Linked DNA regions of Homo sapiens: region 2 is linked to region 1. A link is a contact called in ENCODE Hi-C data. All regions are on one chromosome and are shown on one strand. Each heading gives the region's core, a stretch centred on a gene start or an enhancer-like site at or near the end of the contact. The rest is flanking DNA. Distances are from core to core; before and after follow the strand shown.

What was found. Hi-C counts contacts between places; a loop is a spot of excess contacts on that map. Pooled maps may share reads with other maps.
Region 2: a pooled map shows a loop between it and region 1 (11-fold over the local background). The contact joins the promoter of SHB here to the promoter of ANKRD18A in region 1. A Hi-C loop is called at or near these places in 2 of 37 single-sample maps with no recorded cell type and 9 of 50 pooled maps.

Annotation. Positions count from the first base shown.
Region 1 is chr9:38,618,278-38,623,030 of GRCh38, reverse strand. It overlaps ANKRD18A (ankyrin repeat domain 18A), which reads left to right and starts at 2,435. Exons shown (of 16, transcript NM_147195.4): 1 at 2,435-2,951. The coding sequence starts at 2,746. It overlaps FAM201A (family with sequence similarity 201 member A), which reads right to left and starts at 1,943. Exons shown (of 2, transcript NR_027294.1): 1 at 1,666-1,943; 2 at 1-1,199. RefSeq lists enhancers at 808-1,017, 1,670-1,789.
Region 2 is chr9:38,066,547-38,071,299 of GRCh38, reverse strand. SHB (SH2 domain containing adaptor protein B) reads left to right here and starts at 2,073. Exons shown (of 6, transcript NM_003028.3): 1 at 2,073-3,371. The coding sequence starts at 2,655. RefSeq lists silencers at 1,663-2,472, 2,893-2,942 and an enhancer at 2,833-3,636.

The DNA of each region.
Region 1 (4,753 bases), core at 1,186-3,685:
TAAAATAACAAAAGGGATATTTAGGTAACTTTGGGTTTGGCAATTACTTTGTAGATACAACAGTAAAGTACATAAAAGACAAATTTCTACCATGAAAGAAGATATTGGTATGAAGTCGTTACAATTAAAAACTTTTGCTCTGGGAAAGGAAATAAGAGAATGGAGAAACAAGCCACAGACGGAGAAAATATTTGCAAAACACCTGTCTGGCATCCAGACCATTAAAAACCACTTACAACTCAACAATAAGAAATCGAACAACCCAATTAGTAAATGGACGAAAGATCTAAAGAGGCTCCCATCAGAGATGGCATATAGAAGGGGAAAAGCTTATGAAAAGATGTTTGCCCTCCCAACGCTTTTCCCTCCCTGCGTCCCTCTCCCTCACACACCCTCCGCTGCAGCGGAGTGGGAGCGGGTCAGGGGCGCTAGGCGGTGACGGTGACGGTGACGTGCTGTCTCTCGGGCGAGGCGTGGGATTTAAGCGCATTATAAGCCGTGGGTCCCGGGGAATCCGAGAGGCTGAGCTTGGAGCCCAGACTGACCCGCCTCTCTCATGGTCCCGGCCCACTGCCCTGCAGAGCCCGCCTTACTCTTCCTCTCCACAGGTCTGCTGTGGCTCCACCAAGCCTGGTAGGCCCACAAGGAGCTGCATCCAGCAGGAGCCGCCGCCCGGGAACAAGCTACCCGCGGGCTCTGGGGACAACCGCCCGTCTGATGAGCTCGGCTGAGCGTGCACGCAATGTCGAAATCAAGGACGCCTGGATGCTTTTCATGGCAGAGTGACAAAAGTTTACCAACAAGAAGAGGAGCAGGGCTGCTGAAAGGTGCGGTGCCGCGGCGCCAGAATGCGGGATCCTGAGCCCTGCATGCGAGTCTTCGCGGGGCCGATCGCTGCGAGCCTCGCTTAGGTCCAGCCGCCTCCAGGGAGGGCAATATCCACGAGACGCGGGGAGTGAGGGCGGTGCTGGCCGCACCCCTGGTCCTGGGGCCGCGGGAGCCGTGCTAGCAGGCCGCCTTCCACTGCCGCCTGCGCCGGGTCGGGTTGCTGCAGCGGTGCCCGCTGCAGGAGCTCCGCGCCTGCTGCTTCTCCGACGTCAGGGCGCCGCCAGGATGACAGGTGCAGGAGGCTGCGGCTGTGGGCAGATGTGGTTTCCAGCCCCAGGTCCCGGCGGCCCCTGGCTTCCCAGCCCGCTGTCCTGTGGGCAAGAAGATGAAGAAAGTCACCCCATCAGCAGGTCAGCTGCCCCGCCTGGCAGCCCAGCCAGACAAGGCAACCGAAGTTCATCCTGTCTGAGTTGACTTTGTGCAGGCAGCGGGCCGGCGCCCAGGATGCTGGGGAGCCCTGCGCGCCGGAGGCCGACAAGCCGTGGGGCCCAGAGGCGCCACAGGGCGAGAAGGCACCCGCCTCCCAGCGCTTTCACCCCCCGGCCCGCCCGACCCGCTAGGTGTAGCAGTGGCTGCGGCCAAGCCAGGCATTCTGCCCGGCGGCGGCTGCACAGGGGCGAAAACTGAGAACCCCTGCTCAACCCCATCCGGAGTGACTGCCAAGTGCCCATGCCAGCGACCCCGATCCCCCTCCGGTGGAGGAATGGGCGGGAGGCACGGCCTGGGGGCCCTCAGGCTGGGCGCGCTGGCGATCCCGAGGCCGACCAGGCCATGCACCTCCAGCCCGCCTGGGCACCCAAGCTGCATCCGCCTTCTGTGTGCAGGCAGCAGCCTCCAGGCAACCCCCGAGCCCGCCAGCACTCCCCACATCTCAGAACCGGGGCCAGATGTCCCTGTGGCTGCGGCTGAGCTAGGTGGTCTGCCCTGCAGCGGGAACCGGCTCTCAGCCCCATTCCCCGTGGCTGCAGAGGGCCACTGGCTAGAGGTCCCGAGCTTCAGCAGACGAGGAGCCGAGCAGGGGCAGGGCCTGGCGGGCTCTCAGGCCAGGTGCACTCGCGATCCAGAGGCCGCCTAGGCCGTGCTCCACCACCTGGGCGCCCAAGCTGCAGGCGCCCTCTACCTGCTGGCGACAGCTGCCTGGCAACTCCCAAGATGGCTGGCGCTCCCAGCCTGGCAGAACCGGGGCTACATGTCGCCCTGGCTGCGGCCAAGCCAGGCGGTCTACCCGGCGGCGGCTGCACCGGGACAGGAACCGACCCCCCAGTCCCATCCCCGGTGGCTGCGGAGGGCCCCTGTCAGCGGCCCCGATCTCTCTTCGGAGGAGGAGCGGGTCGGGAGTCAGGGCCAGGCAGGCCCTCAGGCGGGAAGGGATGCACTCCTGGGATTCCGGGACGTCCCGCGGGAGCCCAGGAGAACCCGCAAGCCAGCGACGCGTGCGCCCGTGCTGCAGGTGCCCCCTGCCGGCCACGAGGGCTTGGGAGCGGCTTCCGGAGTCCCGGCTGGCGCTGAGTTGTAGGCGCGCGCCTAACTGGCATCGCGGGGACTCACTCGGTCTGAGAGTTCGGAGCGCTGAGGTTCAGGCGCGCGCCTAACGGCTTAGCTGGGCTCACTCGGTCTGAGAGGTCGGAGTCTGCGAGTGTCGCTGCTGAAGGCTGTGGTGGACCGGGCTGGATCGCGGATTCTGAGCTACATTGCGGGTTTGGGGGTGGATCTTGGATTTGGGGGTGGATCGCGGGTTGCGGGGGGGATCGCGGGTTGCGGGGGAGATCGCGGATTTGGGGCGGAGTGGGGGTGGAAAGGCCACGAGGAGCCGCCGCGGCTCAGGAGCGGGTGGTGGGCGTCTGAGAAGTCGCCACCATGAGGAAGCTCTTCAGCTTCGGGAGACGCCTGGGCCAGGCGCTCCTGAGCTCCATGGACCAAGAGTATGCGGGTCCGGGTTACGACATTCGGGACTGGGAACTGCGGAAGATCCACAGGGCTGCCATCAAGGGCGACGCCGCGGAGGTGGAGCGCTGCCTGACGCGCAGGTTCCGGGACTTGGACGCCCGCGACAGAAAAGACAGGTAGCTCGGGGACTCAGCCCGCGGTGGGAGGGGGCCGCAGGCCCGGCTTCCCTGCAGCCCGGCAGCCCCTGGGGCGGGGACCTTGGAGGGCGCCGGGCACCCTCGGAGCAGCGGAGCCAAATGGAGCCTCAGCTGCTTTCCGTCGCTGGCAATTCCCCGTCCGTCGCGCTTGGTGGAAAATTTGAGTGATTTAACTCACAAAGTTAGGCATATCCACGTTTAAAACATGGGGCCATATACATGATAGGGAGGTGCCTAATGAGAACTCATTCCCCTGTCAAAAATACCATGAGCCTTTTTCAGTAGGCGAAGAGTTCTCAGATAAAACCCTGTGTCGGTTTTACATCCGAATCCACCTAGGTAGACAGGTTCTTTACTGGAGCTTCTTAGAGGGACACTGGGAAGCGCGAGGTGGGTTCCTTGAATGGGAAGACTCAGTTTTCTCAAAATATGAACTGTTTCCATGTTTATCAGTTTTACATAAACTGAATGAAGATATCAAGGTTTTATCATTTTTGCATGACACTTGCTATCTATCTTACCATTGTGATGACATTTAAAAATGTTTATAATGGAGTGAAAAGACTTGCTCCTCTAGATATCAAAATGTGCTATTAATTCCCACAATTAATTATTTACTAACAGCTGAAAACACAGATAAATAAATGGAACAGAACAGGAAATCCAAAAACACTGAAATATATGTAAGATATATACATAGGGATGGATAATGGTAACGTTTCAGATGAGTAGGAAAAGATGAGTTATTAATAAAATGCCTGCTGTGTGAAGAAAACTAATGAAACTTTATGTCGCAAAAATGGGTTCCTGATGGAATTCAGACTGAAATTTTTACACATGCAAAATGAGAAAAAGTACCAGAAGAAAACGCAAAGACTTATTTATACAGGTACATTTTATGTTAACAAAGGCCTTCGTAAGAATGACCTCGCAAGCAGGCATTCTGAAAGTTGATTTAGCAAACTAAAAATTAAAATCCCCTGTGTATCAGAAAAAAATTAACAAAAGATAACACACTCGAAAAATATTTCCTATATATATTTTTACTAATATATAAAAATATATATTCAGATGAAAAGTGTATCTTCATCCTACAGGGAATTTATTCTTTATTATATATAATACATATTACTGATTATATGTATAAGAAATTGTATATATTACTAATATAATGTGTTATATATATATATCAGTTATATATATACAGATAAAAAGCACATCTTTATTTTACAGGGAATTCTTTCCAATCAAATCCACAAGAAAAGAACTCTAGAAGTGAGCAAAGCACTTTTTGCAGATTCACAAGTTACTTATGTACATAGGAAAAAATCCTTAGTGTTTCTCATAAGATAAGTTAAAAGAGGAGTGAGACTGTGTTCTATCCACAGTGTTTGTGAGAATGAAGAGCAGTGGCACTTACACTGCTGCTTGAAGTTTAAGTTGCTGATGACTTTTCAAGTGGATAATTTGGAGATAATTACCACATTTTAAAAATGTATATGCCCTTTACCCATCAATTCCATTGTATTAAAATACCTTCAGAAAATAGAGATACATGCACTTTTTTTCCCCAGCATTTATGTTAACAAGAACCCATAGAATGGTATGTGGCCATTGAAGGTGGCAATAGGTGGAGAAGTATGTTGATATGTGAAGATGCATTTTGTTACAGCCAGTGAGGAAAAACAAATCAGTTTGCTTGCACATACACACAAACATACTATGGTCTGGTGTTAGGCAATACTATGCACAAAATAGGATAAAATTTGTAACTTCTGAGC
Region 2 (4,753 bases), core at 824-3,323, 550 kb after region 1:
AAATGCTAAGTAAATAGATCTCAGGCAATGAAGATGCTCTGTAGCTGGTGATAGTATCTGCGACTGTGAGACGTCACATAGTGGGTTTGGAAAATTCAACTGGCCACAGAGGATGACAGTTTTGTCTGACCAAGGAGGGAAAGGGCAAATAGCTTGATTCTGGAATAACAAATTTGAAGTCAATTTCACTTTACCACTGTGTATGGCTGAGCAGACAGAGGTCAGCTTCAGGATAAGACCGAGTTCAAGTCCTGCTTCTATCACTTCTGTGCTGTGGCCTCAGGCATGAGTCTGGGTGGGTTACAGAGAGGAAGCAGTAACAGCTCTCAGGCCTTCCCTGTCCAAATGTCTCAGATTGAAATCTGAGTTTGACCTCTACTTCCAGCGTGGCCAGAACTATGATGTGATCAAAAGAGCCCCTGGCCTTGCTGTCTGCCCTCACAGTTCCCACTGTTACTACAGGATATGGGAAAAACAGACTCCCCCAAAGCACATCTATAACAGACAGACAGCAAATGCAGATTATTGATTTGGGCTATTGTTTTAGTAAATCAACATTCTTAGAGAATTTCTCAGCTCTCAGGTGCCCACATCTTAGAGTTAAGTCACATTTTGAGGGTTGCCCAGGCAAATTCAAAGCAGCACCAGGCCCTAGTGGCAGCTACTTCATCTTTAGGCAGCATTTCCCTCTCAACAGGGAGCATGCCACCTCCCCTGGGTGCAGATCCCAGGAAAAGTTACACTGACCAAATCAGGCCACTCCCTGGGACTGTTTCCTCAATTTTGGTTAATAATCAAAGGATGATCTGAAATCGCAAAGAAGAGACTCTTGGAAAAGACATAATTATGGTGCCACCCGACTTAGGAACTGGCATCCAAGTCCACCTGTGTGACTTTCCTCTGGGCCTCAGTTTCTCCATCTGTAAAATGAGGTCCTGTATTTATTTTTTGAGACGGAATCTCCCTCTGTCGCCCAGGCTGGAGTGAAGTGGTGTGATCTCGGCTCACTGCAACCTCTGCCTCCCAGGTTCAAGCAATTCTCTGCCTCAGCCTTCCGAGTAGCTGCTGGGATTACAGGTACCCGCCACCACACCCGGCTAATTTTTGTATTTTTAGTAGAGACGGGGTTTCACCATCTTGGCCAGGCTGGTATTAAACTCCTGACCTCGTGATCCACCCGCCTCGGCCTCCCAAAGTGCTGGGATTACAGGCGTGAGACACCGCACCCGGCCGAGGTCCTGTATTAAATGGATCCTTGCCAGCTCCTACAACATAAGGCATTAAATGTTCCCACAACTTGCTCCCCGCCGGCTGGCAGCGAACAGGGCTAAAGCCTCGACTTCCTCAGAGGTGAAAAGGTAAGCAAACATTCCGACCTCCCCTAGCCTTGCTCTCGGATTGGTGCTGGGCCCGGCTCCCACCGCCTATCCCGACCACATCCGTCATCTGGACTGCTAATACACTCATTAGCATAAAGATTCCTCCGAAGACCTGGCGCACGGGGCTGAACCGGAGTCTGTCCCTTTAAGGAAGAGGGACAGCCACTCTGTCCCTAAGGGCACTAGGCACTGCATTTCCTCCACACGGGCCACGCTGTAAACTAGACAGGTTCCGTGTTAATCCACTCTCCCTCCTCAACCCCGACAGGGGGATCCCTGGAGTGAACAACGCGCGGGGTCCCGGGGGACTGCGGAAAGGTTTGGCCTCTGCGCGTAGCAGGCTCCGCCAGGCAACCTCTCGCCCGAGGCGGCGGCGAGCTGCAAGCTAGGTGGAGCCGGCTGCGCGGCGGGACCCCAGCGCCCTGGGGCAAGACCCTGGTGCTGGCGCCAGGGCAGCCGCGGGAGGTGGCGTGTGCAGGAGCGGAGAGGTGCGCCCACCCCGGCCCCGGGCGCGAGGGGGGCGGGGCTTGGGCCGCGGCCCGGGGCCAGGCTCGCGGGGATGGGCGGTGCTGGGTCTGCGGGAGCGGGCGGGGGGCGGGGCGCGCGAGCGGGCTCCGGGGGGGCGGGGCGGCGGCGCGGGGCGGGCTCTGGCGGCCTGAGTGTCACACACGCGGCGGCTCGGGAGGCGGCGGCAGTGGCAGCGACAGGCGCCGCCGGGACGGGCACGGGCGCGCGGGCTCCGGCGGGCGCCGGCTGCCTTCCTCCGTCGCTCGCTGTCTCTCCCGGCCGCATTCTCCTCCGCTGCGGGGCCGAGCTCTCCCCAGCGCTCGCAGGAAGGAAGAAGGGAGCCGAGGACGCCGAGAAGTTCCCGCGGCAGCCGCGGATCCCGGCCAAGGCGGAGGCTGCGGCTCCGACGGGGCAGGAGCGCGATCCACGGCGAGGGGCGTACGGCCAAAGGGTCCGCGGCGTGGAGCGCTCGGACCTTCCGCTCTCCCCCGGGCGTGGGCCGGGACCCCATGAGACGCGCCCACGAGGGGCGCGAGATTCCTAGCTTGGGCGGCGCTAGGCGGAGGGAGGTGTTGCAGCCGCCGGAGCCAGAGAGCTGCCGGCAGGAGGCGGCGGCGGCAAGAACTTGAACTTGGCGTCGGGAGCGGGCGCCCCGGACGCCCCCCGCCGGGGCCGGGGCGCCGAGGGACCTGCGCCGCAGCGCTGCCCCCCGAATGGCCGCGGCGGCGGACCGGGCTCCCGCGCCGCGGCCCTAGGCGGCCTCTCGCCATGGCCAAGTGGCTAAACAAGTACTTCAGCTTGGGCAACAGCAAGACCAAGAGCCCCCCGCAGCCGCCGCGGCCAGACTACCGCGAGCAGCGGCGCCGAGGCGAGCGGCCTTCGCAGCCCCCCCAGGCCGTGCCGCAGGCCTCCTCCGCCGCCTCGGCGTCCTGCGGTCCGGCCACCGCCTCCTGCTTCTCAGCCTCTTCGGGCTCGCTGCCCGACGACAGCGGCAGCACCAGCGACCTCATCCGCGCCTACCGCGCGCAGAAGGAGCGAGACTTCGAGGACCCCTACAACGGGCCTGGCTCGTCGCTGCGCAAACTGCGCGCCATGTGCCGCCTGGACTACTGCGGCGGCAGCGGGGAGCCAGGCGGGGTCCAGCGCGCCTTCTCGGCCTCGTCCGCGTCGGGCGCCGCGGGCTGTTGCTGCGCCTCCTCGGGCGCGGGGGCCGCCGCGTCCTCGTCCTCGTCCTCCGGCTCTCCGCATCTCTACCGCAGCAGCAGCGAGCGGCGGCCCGCCACGCCGGCCGAGGTGCGCTACATCTCCCCCAAGCACCGCCTCATCAAAGTGGAGAGCGCCGCGGGCGGTGGGGCCGGGGACCCCCTGGGGGGCGCCTGCGCGGGCGGCCGCACCTGGAGCCCGACGGCCTGCGGAGGCAAGAAACTGCTCAACAAGTGCGCCGCCTCAGCCGCGGAGGAGAGCGGGGCCGGCAAGAAGGACAAGGTAAGGTGCCCCTTGGCCTCTTCCCGAGGTTCCAGAGCCACGGTGCGCACGGGGAAACCGAGGCACCCGCCGCTCTGGTGTTGAGTCTCTACTTCAGCTTCGGCCTAGGACCCTGGGTCGGGGCTGGCGTGCTGCTTCCCGCTTCTGCCTCCTCCCGCGCCCTTTTCCTGGGACCGGCGGCCTCCTGACCCCACCTCTTTCGCCGCTGCTTCCAGAACGTCCCCTCTGAGCGAGAGCGCCCGGCCCAGCCTTGCCCCAGGAAGACGGACCCAGTCAGTCCTTCTGGCTGCCAAGGAGTAAAGTCAGAGTCAGAGCTGTCTAGGACTTCGAAGAGCTTTGACTCCTGACACCCCTTATCCCAGCCTCCACCCTCCGCTCACGCTGTAGGTGGGAAACTGAGGTCCAGAGCAAGGAAGGGACTCGCCCAATATTACACAGCTTTCTTGGTGGCAGATCCGGACCGGCTGTCTCCAGCGTGTATATGTAAATCTCTCGCGGCTGCCCTGCCCGGCCCTGCCCTGCCCCACCCCCAGCTCTAGGTTTCCAAATCCGGGCTGCCTGGTACCGGAGCTGCTCCGGGAACCTCCACGCGTGCTTTTCCGGTTGAAATGCGCTGCCTGCAAGAGCGCTCCTCATCGAACCCGTCAGTTCCTCCCGCTGCGCGCGGGAGGGGGTCAGCCTATCAGGCCCGGCTGGAAGGAGACCCCACCCCTCCTATCCTCACCTGCTTCCTTCCTGACCTCACCCCTACCCCATAAGGTCCCAGGAACACGGGGGGACTTTGTGACAGCCCCCTTCCTAACGCATTAGGCCACCTAGATTCCTCCCTTTGAAGCAGACGAGTTAATTACAGCCAGACTAGGTCCCCTCCTCCCCCTTCACACTCCTGTGAAGCCCTCCCTTCCCCCATAAAATAATACTTGTTCTGTCTTCTGGTGGAAGGCAGTGTTTTGATTAAATCTGAGGCCCGGTGGGAGAGCTCCTTCCTTCTCAGCGCCCTGGTGCGTGGCTGTTGTTCTCCCCACCTTCTTCCCCCAAAGGTAAACCTTTGCCCAGGCCTGGGCTGGGGGAGACTGATTAAGAGTCTGAGTTCCTTTTAGGACTGGATGTCCAGACAGGAGGGAGACAGGCTCTTACCTGCCATCTGGTGCTTGGAAAGGGATCTTTTTTGTTTGCCAGGAGAGAGGAGGAAGGGAATGTCCCTCTAGTTTTTCTGCCTGGCCTCCCCTCCCCGAGGTCCCCAGAATATCCCCTCCCCTGTTTGATCTGCATGGGCAGTCCGTGGAAGATCCCACCTCTCCCTGGAGGCAGTTTGGGGCACCCCTCGGAAGCTTGGACTCTGGGTTTCTAAAGCACCTAGGATGCCACACCTAGATGACGAC